Regions from separate parts of the Homo sapiens genome. Here region 1 is linked to region 2. A link is an interaction called in ENCODE POLR2A ChIA-PET data of the cell type or tissue named here. Cell type or tissue: K562. All regions are shown on one strand.

The links. Peaks named below come from ENCODE experiments on the same cell type or tissue, not always from the same donor. Only the 100,000 strongest peaks of a DNase experiment are listed, where the experiment ranks them.
Region 1: POLR2A ChIA-PET joins it to region 2 with 7 read pairs; 4 of 35 experiments call an interaction of 5 or more read pairs at or near these places.

What each region holds. Positions count from the first base shown.
Region 1 is chr1:3,905,903-3,908,402 of GRCh38, reverse strand. All of the region lies in intron 2 of LINC01134 (long intergenic non-protein coding RNA 1134), which reads right to left. Among named protein-coding and RNA genes, the nearest start is that of LINC01134, 6.7 kb to the right of the region's middle. RefSeq lists a silencer at 902-961. In K562, CTCF peaks have their summits at 372 and 1,015 (motif pointing right); DNase peaks (open chromatin) are centred at 311, 962 and 2,092.
Region 2 is chr1:3,758,781-3,761,280 of GRCh38, reverse strand. The region is part of intron 4 of CCDC27 (coiled-coil domain containing 27); the gene reads right to left. Among named protein-coding and RNA genes, the nearest start is that of CCDC27, 7.6 kb to the right of the region's middle. In K562, no CTCF peak of the experiment used is centred here; a DNase peak (open chromatin) is centred at 1,340; H3K27me3 peaks cover 431 bases.

The DNA.
Region 1 (2,500 bases), 150 kb before region 2:
GAGAGAGAGAGAGGAGAGACAGAGAGAGAGCAAAGAGAGAGAGAGAGAAATAGAGAAATTCCCGATCTGGTATAAATCTATTTTCTGGAATACTAAAGTTATACATCTTGGAACTGACAAATCCAAGGGAAAAATTATCCCCACCCTTTTGCCTCTAAATTCATGCAACTGAGTTAGCTTGAGAACGTCCAAGAATTCCAGACAGTTCAGTCCAAAATTCGAAACAAGGTACAGACCTTGTTAGCTGCTCCTGGTCTGCAAGCCAACACCCCCACAAACCCAGAGACACGTGTGGAGACCAGATAACCACGTGGGCTGGCCTCCATTCTGTGCCCAGACTTTGAAAAGAAGGATGGAGCCAGGCAGGGGGCGAACCTGCACTAGAATAAGACGAGGTGAAACCATTGCACAAGGTGGCCTGGAGGGAGCCTGGAGCAAGCCAGCCCTGCAAAGCCCCACCTGAGAAGCCAGGTTATGTCCACCCCATCAGTTCACACCAGTCAGCTGCTGCGAGCGGGCGGCGGTGACCCTGGCTCTGCACTCAAGTTTAAGGACAGACGCTGCCGTTGTACTTAGCTGCCTCGAAACGCACTGACCTGAATCTGTTCTGGATTCTTAGGAAGCAGCATGACAGGGAAGTCACAGCCGCAGGGACCTCGGTAGGCAAGTGCCCTTCGAGGAAACTGGGGAATCCTCCGTGGGGCGGAGCGAGCCTGGGTGAGCAGAGACCGGCCGTCGGCCATTCCGCTCCCAGGGCCCATGAGCAGGGCAGACCCCTCCCCACCGACGTGGAGAAGTCTCATTTCTGAAACATGCCACCAACACACAGTCTCTACTGTCCTGCATCCCTAAAAGTGGAGTGATGCCTATTCACAGCTCACTTTCAAGTGGCTGAGACACTAGGCGGGAGAGCCTGCAAGCCCCACCCCGCCCTCCGGCCGCACCCCTGCCTTCCCGCCACACCCCTGCCTTCCCACTCACTCTTTCCTGCATCTTCCCACGGCCTTTGCTGCCCCTAGGGGGCCCTCATGGCCTTTACTGACAGCCCGTGACGTCTCAGTAGCTCAGATGAAACCTGTTTGATTTGAAAGCTGATGATTTTAGTTCCTGAAGGCCACACATGGGAACCGACCTGGACTTGAGGGTCATCGTTCCCAGTCCTGCCTGGGTCCACGTCCTGCCAAAATGCGATACCCGTGAGAACTGGGCAGGGCCCCACAGTGTCTCCTCCTGGGTGGCCTTGACCTGTGTCGGTGGCAGCCGAGGACGGATGCTTGGGTTTCAATGAAGGCAACTGAACACGCACAGCCGCCAAGAGAGGCCGCGGGGCGGGGGAACCTCAGAACCCCGTAATCTCTGCCCTGGGTGCAGACAGTTCTTCAGGAATTCCTCATCCTGCACATGGCCTGAGCATGGCTACACGGCCACAGAGGGAAAAACAGCTGCCCATCAATGACTAGTACGTTTGCGGGAAAATCCATTTATCTGTTGGCCCTGCCATGCCCCTGATGTTTGACCAAGTGAGCCTACGGTGCGCTGGGCACAGGGGCATCTGCGAGTGGGAGGCAGACGTGGATCTGCAGGGAGGGACCTGTCCACATGCCCGCTCCCAGCCTGAACCTCACTCTGCCATCAGCCCGATCCCCAGCCGGTTTCCACTGCCAGCGGCCCCTGCTTGAAGGCAAGGGAGCTCTCAAAATAGGGCTTTTCATCTTGGTGTTTTTCTTCCAGACTGCCCAAAGGTTCTCATAAAATGGCAATTTTTTTTTTCATCTAGTTGGAAATTTAGCCTTCTCCAGGCTCTGCAAATCCCAGGCCTTTTCTTCAAAGGACACTGCAGCGTGATCCCAGCGGAGGGCTGGCAGCAAGGCACAAAGTGGCCCATCGCTCGGAGCTTTTCTGCTGGATGATGTTGGAGTTCACGATTTGAATGTTCCCCCCTGGTGTGCAGTTTCACTGATACCCAAATGGAGCATGTTCTTCATACAGTCAGGGCAAGCGGAGACTACGGGGTTCCCGAGGTTCTCCTGCCCTGCAGCCTCTCTCTGCAGCTGTGCACATGCACCATGACTCCCCATGGAGGGTGCAGCTCCACCCTGGCGGGAGCCACGCCCACAGCTCCCACAGCCCTGCCTGTGCACTGCCTGCAGTGCTCTTTACAACGTGTGTGCAGAGAGCCCAACAAACTTTTGATGAATGAAACCGGTGGACTCCACCAGGAGACAAGTCCTGGCTTCCGCTGGAGCATCTCCACCGGGCCTGCGTCGGTGAAAAGCAGAGGCAAGCGAGTTCTCCTAGGTAGACCTCCACATCCTGCCTACTTACACAGTGATGGTTAGCTGCCATCAATAAGAACAGAAGCACAATTCAATTTTTAGAACACACACAATTAGGTGCCCATAAAAAACGGAAGCCAAAAATTAAAAGACAAATGAATGAGAAAGAACAAAACAAAACCACAATATTGAGAAACGTTAAGGAGGACTCAAATTTCCTGGCA
Region 2 (2,500 bases):
CTGGGCAGAAAACCAAGGGCAGCCCCCGTGGGCCATGCAGCCACACACTCTTCCCCTGACCTGCCTCCAGCCCACCCAGGAGGAGCAGATCTGCTGTCGTGGTACCCCAAAACCCCAGGGTCCCAGGGATTTCAAGATAGGTACTGCGGTAAAGAGCTAGCACTACACATCTGGAGATCAAGATGTGCCAGCTCTTTACTGCAGCCATGCCTGGCACCTCCAGCGCCTCTGCACCCATCCTAAGAACAGATCCTAAATCCTCGTCCGAGGAGTTGCAAGGCAGCTTCCCTTTCGGACCTGGCCCGTGGTGTGTCCCTGCACCCCACTATACCACAGGACACCAGTCTTCTTTGCAGCCCCGACACTTAACCGGCAACACCCTCCAAGCTTCCCTAGGGGCCTGTCGGGGAGCTCCTCAAACTTTTGTTCTCAGAATCTCAACTCCCTCAATTCTTCAAAATTAAAGACAAAAATAAAGATGTTTTCAGGCAAACAGAAATTGAAAGAATCTGTGACCAGCAGATCTGAACTTAGAGAAATACTAAAGGGAGTTCTTCAGGTGGAAGGAAAATGATCCCAACAGAATATTCTGGAAGGAAAGATAACTAGAAAGTCCCCTAAATGTTTGGAAAGTAAGTGATAGGCTTCTGTGTAGCCAATGGGTCAAAAAAGAAATCACAAGGAAAGCTAGAAACATTTTAAACTGATAATGAACATCCGGACACATCAAAGCTCGTGGGACGCAGTTAAAGTTGTGATTAATGGCAAATTTATAGCCTTAAAATGCATATACCAGGAGGGAAATGGAAAATCATGACCCAAGTATCTATCTCAAGAGTTCAGAAAAAGAACTAAAATTAATCCCGCAGAAAGTAGAAGAAAAGGAATAAAGATAGGTGTGAAAATTTATGATATAGGAAGGGAGAGAGGGAGAGAGGAGCAAGGGGGAGAGAGAGGAGAGAAGGATAAAGCAAACGTGGCCACATTTAACATTTGGGGAATGGAAAAGTACATGGGAATCTTTGTAGTATGGATTCTTACCACTTTATGCCTGAAATACAAAGTTAAAGGGAAAAAAAAGTGCAGAAATCACATTTCATCACCCAAGCCATGGTCCCGAGACACTTGCACGTCTCAAAATAGTGCAAGGACTGCTGGAAGGGAGATCCGATTTCCTGTTAGAGCTGCCGAGTTCACACAATGCCAGCTGCAAACTTGTTGCTGCAGGTGGCTCTCTTGCCACCAAATGAGAAGAGTTTATCTATGACAGCCCAGACGAAGGCAGAGAGGAGATAAAGAAAAGCCTGATGAGCCCCTTGGAGCTCCTGGAGGCAGCCAAGCCTGCAGCCCTTCCCTTGGATGGTTCATACGCATGACCTGGTAAATCCCCTCCCTGCTGCCTGCATGAATAACAACAGCATATCTGCCTGACTCTTGGCTAATGATATGCTCAGCCTATTTCTCAGAAATGAAATTACTTGGTTAAAGGGTAGGAACACTCTTGAAGCAGTGAAATCTATAATAATGTACAGGTAGAGTTGCAGGAGTAAACAAAATGAATATCATGGACCCCCAGGAGCTGGGACTGGCAAGCCCCCTTGTGTCTCCATTCAGTCATATGACCCCCCAACACCTCTGTGCCCTGCACCAAATCACCAACATTTTGTGACTCATGTCCATAATTTTCATCAAAACTTTACCAGTTTCAAAAGAATGCAGAGAAAGAAGGAAGCAGACACTAGAGAAAAATCAACAAAATCTAAAGCTGATTCTAAGAGAAGGTTATTAAAATTGATAAAACTCCAATGAGACCAATGGGGAAAAAGAAAGGAGGCACAAGGCAGCCACGTCGGGAATGAGACAGAGGCCGTCCCCACCCTGCCCAAGCTGCATCAAAGCTAGTAATTATCCTTGTACCACTTACAGCCTTAGGCTGATACATAAAAAATCTTATGTGAAATAGATGCATTCCTAGAAAAACACAGAACACCAAAACTGAAACTAGAGGAAAAAGAAAATCTGGATATATTTTTAAATAATTGAATTTGTGATTTTTTTTTTTTTGAGACAAAGTCTTGCACTGTCGCCTGGGCTGGCGTGCAGTGGCTCGATCTCAGCTCACTGAAACCTCCGCCTCCTGGATTCAAGTGATTCTCCTGCCTCAGCCTCCCAAGTAGCTGGGATTACTGGCACCTGCCACCACGTCCAGCTATTTTTTTTTTTTTTGTATTTTTAGTAGAGATGAGGTTTCACTATGTTGGCCAGGCTGGTCTTGAACTCCTGACCTCATGATCCACCCACCTCAGCCTCCCAAAGTGCTGGGATTGCAGAGGTGAGCCACTGTGCCTGGCCTAATTTGTGATTTTTAAAACTGCTCCTGTAGGGGCCCAGTACAGTGGTTCACACCTGCTATCCCAGCACTTTGGGAGGCTGAGGCAAGAGGATCACTTGAGCTCAAGAGTTCGAGGCAAACCTGAGCAACATGGAGAAACCTCGTCTC